Regions from separate parts of the Homo sapiens genome. Here region 2 is linked to region 1. A link is a loop called in an ENCODE intact Hi-C map of the cell type or tissue named here. Cell type or tissue: HepG2. All regions are shown on one strand.

What was found. Hi-C counts contacts between places; a loop is a spot of excess contacts. Peaks named below come from ENCODE experiments on the same cell type or tissue, not always from the same donor. Only the 100,000 strongest peaks of a DNase experiment are listed, where the experiment ranks them.
Region 2: a loop joins it to region 1, with 5 times the contacts of the local background. A loop is called at or near these places in 3 of 110 quality-filtered maps.

What each region holds. Positions count from the first base shown.
Region 1 is chr3:148,598,750-148,603,749 of GRCh38, forward strand. No RefSeq gene overlaps it. Among named protein-coding and RNA genes, the nearest start is that of AGTR1, 97 kb to the right of the region's middle. RefSeq lists an enhancer at 3,565-3,709 and a cis regulatory region at 3,631-3,644. In HepG2, no CTCF peak of the experiment used is centred here; DNase peaks (open chromatin) are centred at 1,892, 2,402 and 3,652; H3K4me3 peaks cover 1,577 bases.
Region 2 is chr3:148,707,679-148,712,678 of GRCh38, forward strand. It overlaps AGTR1 (angiotensin II receptor type 1), which reads left to right. Exons shown (of 3, transcript NM_000685.5): 2 at 266-349. Among named protein-coding and RNA genes, the nearest start is that of AGTR1, 12 kb to the left of the region's middle. In HepG2, no CTCF peak of the experiment used is centred here; a DNase peak (open chromatin) is centred at 2,083.

The DNA.
Region 1 (5,000 bases):
CTGAAATAAGGAACATGTTCCCACAATGTCATGACTCAGATTTGAACCATGGTTGCTGTGGCCACAACACAGAGTGCTAACCACTATACAGTCACTGCATGCTACTGGGGACCTGACATAAGAAACGTGTAAACGAAAAGAGACATCTTAGTTTTCAAACATTTCTTAATAAGTAAAAATAAAGATACACAATTGCAACTCTTGGTTTAGTTAGGAAAAAAATTATAAAGCAGGGAAAGTGAACTTTCCAAAAAGGAGCAATTGGTAATTCTTGATCAGCCTAATTAAGTAGTAGCTGGGGTTGCCAAATGTGTATACGCTTACCTTTTCCACAACATATCTGCATGAAACAGCATGTTCAGACTGCACCACTGTGAAAGCCCATAAGTAGTCTCCAAGGACCACTCAATATAGAGGTCCAGTGCAACAATATGGTTTCTAATGAAATATGAGGATGTGACTTAAGCAAAAAAGCAAAATAATGCACACGGAGTGATAGTATTATTAAAATCATCCGATAGATGTTGCATTTTTTCAAAATCTGACACATTTTCTTGTCAAAAAAAAGATTCCTCTAAATTATTATTTTGGTAATTTTTGGTTTTGTTACAAAATAAAAACATGCATATGAAGACCATTTTTTCACATATTGCAGCAATTAATTTACCAGAAAAATCATATATTGTTTTCTACATTCCTCCCAGCACATATTATAAATGATGAGCTCTTGTATGCATTCTGTTGATGCATTATCATTAAAAAGTTTTCTGTGGGCTAATAAATCAAATTAATGCCACCTTAAAAGTTGATGCTCCTGGGGTATTACACTTAGCTATCTTTAGCGCTCACCTCTCTGATCAGCAGGATCTCAAAGCTCAGTTGTTTCTCCAGCTGACCTAACTTCAAAACGCCACACCCAACTTTCTAGCTGCCTTACAGCCTGCACACCTCAAAGTTCATATTTCCAATTGAACACGCTAACTCCCTCTCTAGATGCCCGACCTCGTCTGCACACCTAGTTTCTTTTCCTCATGCTTTCCACACTTTGGTCAATGGCACCAAAATCTTCATGTTTATACATGACAAAACCCTGAGAATTATATTAGTGAGCTCCTTGTTTCTTATCACCCAGATATCATTTTTCTTTCTTATGATCTCTATATTCCAAGCCTTCCTCCTAAGTCCTGCTGCTCTTCAGGACGTTATTATTTCTAATTTAGAGGATGCCAGTAGATTCTCCACTAGCCTCCTTGTCCTGTCTTCCCCGCTCCTGCCCAGTCTGTTCCCTAGGGCTATTGGTGGGGTATCTCTCACTGCAGATCTAATCACACAGATCCTTAGTAAAATTCTTCAGTGGTAGCTTATACCAGCTTATGTGGTTCACTGATCATCTGTTTATTTTGCCAGGGTTTTCAGTGTTTAAAGCTAAAGTGAACTGTTCTTTAAAATCAGACATTTGACACAAATATCCATATTTCTGGCTTCTCTAGAAAACTCAGTCTGACAGCACTGGGCACTGCATTTCCAACTTGGTGGCAATCAGCTGAGGCTAAGTAGAAAGTGCTGAGGGGGATGATGCCCTCTCCAGTTCCCAATAATTTGTGTGATACACTTGTACTTACCAAACCACTTCTCCCCACCTGTTTGACATTTGATGGCATAAGATATCACTTGATTTTACAGCCCCTGGCCTATCCAGACCCTACCTGAGGCTTTGACCTAATAAAATCTTTTTAAATTGTTTCTTTGTATATAAATCACAGCTTTGCCTCTCAGTTCATGTACCTCTCAGTTCACGTTCCTCACCTACAAGAAGAGGAGTGAAGACCAGATGGTCCCCAACTCTTCTAACTACAAGGACATGGTTGGGAAAATAAATACCCTGACTTCACATTTCTTCCTCCCTCCAGTCTCTCACTAGAGCTATTCATTAACTAAACCCAATCAGAAGCTCTAGAATGGATGGTTCAGAAGCATTTAAAACCCAAAATAAACAATGAGGAGTCTCAGCATTTAATTTATCAAAATTATGATTGTGTCCCCTTTTAGAAGCAATGCTCCCTAGAACCTTAAATTCCATAGACACAAAGTTATGGGGACAGGAATCAAAAATTCTACCAGTAGGCTATTAGGTAAAATAGTGAGAGCAGCCAATCTCATCTCCATTCCTTTGTCCCTAGATGTTATATTCTGACTGTGTAGATAGAGTCAAATATTAGCTGCTGGCTTAAGGGGTATTAGCTGCATCTTGTAAAATGGTACCAAATCTCACAGAGTATGTTTTTAGCTCGCACTGTAGCTGAGCTTCCTCAGGACATTGTACTCTTCTATCAAGGTAAGTGTTTTGGCCTTAACGCAAATAAGATCAAAGTGAATTCCACTGGCATCAGTCCAATGTCTCACTTCCTTTGCTTTAAAACAAATCTCCTGGTCAAAGGTAATGTTTTGTGGATTGCCATGGATACAGCAATCTGTAATCCATGAATCAAGATGCTGGCAGAAGCCAGCAGGAAAGGCAGATCTGTTCCTGAATACACATTTGTCCCTGTGTGGACAACTGCTGCCTCCTCCATGATGAGCAGGTTGCCAGCCGTTCCCTTAATATGTGATGCAGGAACTCATTGCTGTCCTCTCTGCAGTCAAATTGCACACTCAGTTGAGTGTCTAGAAGCCAGATCAGCCTTGATGAGAGCAAGATTCTGTTGTTGAGCTCACACATAATCTCCATTCTTGATGTCAGGGCCACTTTGTAGTGGACCCATCCAACAGGCACTAGTGTGCTGGAATAAGAAGCTGTCTGACATCCATGATGGGATCAATTATCTACCTAATGATTAAAAGCCCTCACAGATGAAGCCCTTGGGTAAGCATTTACATGAATCACAAATGTGTTGCCCTCTGTGCCCATTATAATAGATCCATCTATATACCTGTTCCCTAGACCTCCTTTGTCACCAAAAGTGTTCATTTCAAATTCATGACCAGTCGACCAGTTCATTAGCCACAGTTTATGAATCAAGTACATTCATACATTAAGCCATCTTTCCTTCCAGAATAAGAGTTCAGCCACATGGACCACCCAAAGCTCTACACATTGTGGTGAGTTCCTTTCACCACTATTTTTCAGGGCCAACTCTGAGTGGGTCTTTAGTTCAGTAGTTCTGAACTACCCTTCTGGATCATGAGAATTCTAATAGTGTGAGACAGGAGGAGGCAGAGTCCTGTTTTCCTTACTTTTAAGCCCCTAACTCATCCAGATCGTACAATGGCTTCTAAAATTTCTCTTGGATTTATGAAAAGTGCAGTATACACACACCACTACACATACACAGAAGCCCACACCAGCCTTGGCCTTGAACTAGAACGTGTTGTTTTGGAAATATTTCTTATTGAATAGCAAGTTTGTAGCACTAAAAGCCAACTAGAAATTAACCTTTCCCCAGCAGTAGAAAAAGGCAACATAAACATTCTTTTGGAATTACAGATTTAAAAAGGAATTAAACATTGTTTTAGAGCTAGGTTGGTTTCCTCTTCCCCACTTCTATTGTCAGTGAACTTACTCTGACTGGAAAGGATAGCACTGATGTCAAGGAAAGCAAACAGCACCCACTCATGTAAACAATCTCATCTGTAATTCATTAACCCTGCTACCCTCAGCCTCCCAGGAAAAGTGTCTCATTTATTAGCTTCCAATCCTAAGTTCATGTTTGTCTTTCAGTTCTGGGACATTATTGAGCAGTACAGGAAAGAGATGTTCAATTACTGGTGACATTTTTTACGTGGAGTTGCCAGTTTACACCAGTGGTACAGATTGTTTACTAAATTATTTTCACTTTTGATGGATTAGATATCTCAGACTCCTCATTATTTATATTTCTTACCCATTGAAGAAAGTAGAAAAACACATATTACTAAGGTACCCCACTCTTTCTCATTCTACTATCTAAAACAAAAGAAGCAGAGACCAAAATAGCAGTGGCAACTGGAAAACAGCAAGGCCTCCCACAGCCTGGGATACTATTGGTATTTGAGACAACTCTCGATGGTATGCCAGACAATATCAGGTGGTACTCTAATCAGGCAAATAATGGTATCAGAAACCTATAATGAGAAAATTATTTTCTTTTCTAATTTGCTTCAATCCTTTAATTTCTTCAGTAAAGAAAGTCTCATTTGGGGGCTAGCCTTTAATATCTAATGTTTTAACAGAGAGAAAGCAAGCTTCAGGCTTAGAACATTTGGTAGTCAACAACATCTAGCTAGAACTTACCAACGTTATTATTTTTTCATTATCTCTTTATGGCAATTGATACTGATGGTATAGTAGTGATAATGAGATTTCTCTTTGATAAATTTTAAAAGTAAGTTGTTTTAAGAAAAAAATGTTAAGTAAATAATAGTACAAGTGATACATGAATACAGTAAAAATCTCAAAATGTGAATACAAATAAAGAAATTTTGAAAACACTGTTAGAGAAAAAGAAAGATTTAATAACAACTTAGTCCTGAAGTTAGAATTCACTCAATATCGGTGAGGGTTTGTGTATGGGCTGTGTGTGTATATGGATGTATGTGTATATAGGAGGGGAGCTGGAAGTTTTGAACTTTCTGTTTCCCATTTCCACATGCTGAAAAGACTATGTTATTGTCACATTTTCCTCTGTGCAAATATATATGCACACATTATATGAATATATACACATACAAAAACACATACCTGCACATATTTCAGAGATGTTTGGTAGCACCGGCTCTCTACATTGCTAAATTCTGTTTTTTAAAACTGGATGTGTTTGTGCCTAATATATACATCTTTTTTTTTCTTACTATTTACAATCATATTTAATCCTGAAAGTTCATTCTGAAATATCTGTCAGTTCTTTCAATTAAATGTATTATACAGTTTCATGAACATTATGTCCTTGACTGTTTCTGTTTATTCACCCTCTAGATTGCCTTCTACTTAGAATTTTAGGCTTAATAAACTCATTTTATTGAAG
Region 2 (5,000 bases), 110 kb after region 1:
CGTTCTTTTTCTCTTTGCCTAATGTATATCTACAAGGGCATTGGGGAAGATGTTGACCACAGGCAGGAAGATGATGAGATCCTGTGCCCACCACTTAATGCAGTCTAGCTCTATATAAGGAAAAATATGTTCTTGATGTGAACCAGATGGTTTCACTCCCTTCAAAAACACTCTTAAGATGCAGTGTGGAAGCTTACTCTGTAAATTAAAAAATAAAAACCTGACTATATTCAGTGGAATGCGTTAATCATTTTTTTCTTTTTAGGTTTGATATTTGACAAATTGATCTAAAATGGCTGGGTTTTTATCTGAATAACTCACTGATGCCATCCCAGAAAGTCGGCACCAGGTAAATGCCTTACATCTACAGCAGTGGGTCTGTCAGCAGTTTTCTTTAATGTGTCAGCAGTGGGGAGAGCGCAAAAACCCACACACACCATTATCTTGTGAAAGAAGTAGAGGAAGCAGAAAATAATGAAATCCCAGTGTTACCACATCCCCTCCAATATACAGATTAAGAGCGTTTGTATTTATATGGTTTTAAACATAAATAACATCAGAATTACTAAGCTATTTCCATTCATGTACTGATAATGAATCATGTGAGAAAGTCCTTTGGCAAGGACTCCACATGGCCACAGGTGATTCCTTTGAGCAGTGTTCTTCCTGTATAGGGCTTAAGAGGACCAGAAGGGAAATGATTGTACTCTCTTGTCAGCTACTTCCTGGGCGATTTGGGTTCTTTGATACCCCAGTGCTCACTTTCGGAAGTGTTAAGACCATAAACCTTAACAGTTGACCTTCTCACCTTCAGAAAACCCAAATGTCTCGGAGTTTCATTCTCACAAACTTCCACCTTCCTCCAATGATGAGATATAGGAAAAAAGACAATGTGAAATTGGAGATGGAGGTGCCCTCTTAGCCTCTTTACAGGCATGAGTCACATGGCAGGGCATTAAACTCTCTCACAACCTGTTGTGGAGCTCAGCAGGGTTAGCCAGGACTGTTTTGTCTATCTAACTCTTCTTACATGGGCCTATGTGATATTTTTCATAACAAGAGTCCGGGATTTACCTAACTAATAAGATTTCCCCACGCCCCTCCTTACAAAAACTCAGTTCAAAGAACAAGCCCTCAGCTTCTCCTAGTCCCCTCCAGGGAAAATGAAGAGTAGCTTGTCCTATTCTGAATATGTTGTGCTCCCATTTTATCAAAGTAGAGGATAGATACGTAGGTGCTGGGTGGGTAGATAAATATTAGAGGGATGCTTCTTCTTTGCTGTAACAGATTGGCAAGTAGGAATCATTTTCTGGAAGGTACTCCACAGTGGTGGTGTTAGAAAACTATTTAGAATGCCTTTAATCTTGGAGATAAAAATAGTAACACTTTACAGAGTTCTGTCAATGGATATCTTTAGGGATGTTTTGTTTTGGGAGGTTTTTTTTCTGATTTTGTTTTTTTCAGGTATAGCGAAGCTTGGGAATCTGGACTGTGCAGATTTTCTGCAAAAATCCAGCTCTGGAAAGAGTGTATTAAGATGCATATCCTAGGATGACACAAAGACAGTATGCTTTATTTTACATCTTAAAAGTATTGAACAGAAGGAGTTTTGTCCATGATATCCCATCAGCCCACTAGCAGGAAAAGCAGGACACTTACCCAGGGGGTTCCTGCTGGAAATGATTCTTGGAATCAGCCTTCCTTCTACTCTATTTGGGAAGTCTTTGGTTTCTAACATTCACACATTTGTAGCAAAGCTTCCAAAATAACTATGATGTTTTGCTTAGGAATAACAAAACATGGAAGAAAACATTCTGTGAAATTTTAAACTTTTTCAAACCTTTAAGTTTCAGATGAATAAGCAAAACATACTTAAGTCTAAGAAGCTATTTTTTGTTTGTCAAAGAACTGATGTTATACCAGTTCTAATATTAATTAGCAACTTTGCCCTGGTTTTCCTGTAAAATAATCTCCAAGGCCCTATCTCAATCTGTGGGCAGTATACTGAAATACAAAAAGTGTTCACAAAAGGACCTTCTGAACTTTGCAATCTCCCTTTAAAACTTTTACCAACTTAAAACTACAGAACTCTGATCTCTTATTGATTTAAACTAGTGATATGTAAACAGCACTTCAGAGCTTGTTTCACAGGACCAAAAAATTTATGCTGAAATCTACTCATGACAAATGGGAAAACCCTGATTAGCACATTTAAATGAATAAATAAAGAACCGTATTCAATGGCTTAAAATTTATAGACCTGCATCATCCATTATGGTAGCCATTTACTATATGTGGCTATTTACATTTAAATATAAACGTATTAAAATTAAACTAAAAATTCAGCCCCTCTGTTGCATTACCCCCATCTCAAGTGCTCAGTAGACACATGTGGTTAGTGGACAACACAGATTTAGAACATTTCTATCATAGGAAGTACTACTGGACAGTACTGCTGTAAACACACTTATTAATAATGCAGCAGACTTTCTTGGCCACTTGGTAAGAAAGTTTTCTGCTCTTTTAAACTTATTTGGGAAGTTTTTAATACTTTTGAAATTATGATTTCCTCAGTGTTAGATTATCTGATATACAGCTCTCACAGACCATTTTTTGTTTTTCCTGTTTGTTTGCATATTAAAATATATAGGATTCAATGTTTCACGTGCTTTTCTAAAGTTGCAGTTCTTGATTTCTTAAAATTGTGAAAAGAAGTACCCACAGTTATATTAAGAACTAAAATATATGGCTGTTGGCTTGGTTACCAACATTGCTGACAGCTCCAAGTAAGCAAAAGTAAAAAAGATGTAGGATCATTTTTAAAGGCCAATATTTTCTTCCTTACTCATTACCTTCTGTAAAATTCTGTAAGATTTTCTTTAGTTTTCCAGTAATGATAAACATTTCACCATTGCATAGACATAATTAATTGATTTTTTAAGCAGTTGGAGAGCCAAACAAAATAAGGGGTAGAATACTTCTTATTTTATTTTTTAATAAAAATGTACATATTAGAAGCCTTTATTTTTATTTAAATTGTATGTCACTGATAAGGTTTGGATATTTGCCCCTCCAAATCTCATGTTGAAATGTGATCCCCTGTGTTGGAGGTGGGGCCTGGTGGGAGGTGTTTGGATCCTGCAGGCGGATCTCTCATGAATGGCTTGGTGCCCTCCCCATGTTAATGAAAGAGTTCTTGCTCTGAAACTGTGACACCTCCCCCCTCTCTCTCTTGCTCCTGCTCTCGCCATGTGACATGCTGGTTCCCTATCACCTTCTGCCATGATTGTAAGCATCCTGTGGCCTCACCAGAAGCAGAAGCTAACACCATGCTTCCTTGTAAGCCTGCAGAACCAGGAGTCAGTTAAAGCTCTTTTCTTTATAAATTACCCAGTTTCAGGTATTCCTTTATAGCAACACAAGAATAGACCAACACAGTCACGGATAACAGTAGTTTTTCATTTTTCATCAATATAATGATCCTGCTGTATTCTTAAAGTTCTTAATCACTATTTGTCACTAATACGATAACATTAATAAAATTTGAGTCTCAGTTACTTTCCAGTCACTTATACCTAGCAGTTCAATAACATTTAGTTCCTGGACTAATGATCATGTGTTATATAAGGCAAAAAATTAAAAACAAATTTGTCTTTGAGTCATCAAAGCATCAAGGGTTTGAAATAGCTATATAACTAGCTGTGAAAAAGGGATATAAATATCCAGCTGATATTTCCTTTACACATTTAATAGTATCATTTTTCAATGAAAGCATAAATAAAATAAGTTTGGAACCAGTTTGGAATTTTTAAATATTAATCGCAGAATCTTACTAACAGAAAACAAAAGCAAGATAAATGCTAGTCATTTGTGCCTGAGTTTTTTTTTCAATAAACAGAAATGAAGCTTGCTTTAGGAAACATGTGTACTCCAAATAACCTACTATTCACACAATTCTCAGTAACATTCTTTCTTTGCTTAAATAATACAGCCAGATGTGCTTAGCACATAACTCTATAGAAAATAATAATTTAAATTAGATTTAAATAGAGATAGATAGACAGACAGACAGATAGACAGATATTTTTGAGACAAAGTCTCACTTTGTCCTCTAGGCTAGAGTGTAGTGGCATGATCATAGCTCACTGCAGCCTTAAACTCCTGGGCTCAAGCCATCCTCCTATCTCATCCTCCCAAGTATCTAGGACTACAGGCACATGCACTATGCCCAGCTAATTATTTTTTTAATTTTTTGTAGAGATGTCGTCTTGCTACATTGCCTAGGTTGCTCATGAACCCCCAGCCTCAAGTGATCCTCCTGCCTCAGCCTCCCAAAATGCTAAGATTACAGGCATGAACCACTGCACCCAACCAATATTAATATTTTTAACAATTGAAAGAGCTCAAAGAAATAGGTTTTAAATTTAGAGGCCCTGTTTTGCTGACAGGAAAGGCTTTTAGCTGGAATCAAGAGTGCTGTTGTCTTTTCCCTTCAATTAGTCATTCCTTTTAAGACTTTTAAGATTTAAATGTATGAGTCATTTTTTAAATCCCAGAAAGATCTAGTATATCTCATAAATGTAATAATACAGTGCAGACCTGGTGGAAAATAATTATTTATCTGAAACTGGGCCTCAGTGCCTTTCCTGAATCTAAACAAATGTTCATCTCACCCAGAGAACTGGGACAACAGGAACAAGGTATTGCAAGTCCAAAATCCAATCCAAAGCAGCGTTCTTCCTCCCCACCTCTAGGCAAGGCCAAAATACTTCTGCACACAGTATAGACACCAGAAAAAAACAGAGCCACTGTAGATGAAACCAGTCAGGGGGTAAGAGCTGTCTTTTGATCTAGAGCTTGCACCTTTGCTCCTCAGTAATACTCCCAGGTCAAAAAGGAAAAATAAGATGGGCAGTTGGCTGCCTCCTGGTCCCTCCAGCCTGGTCAGTGAACAGAGTGGGAAGATAAAACAGCTAAGTATCTTCCTTAACAATGCAAAG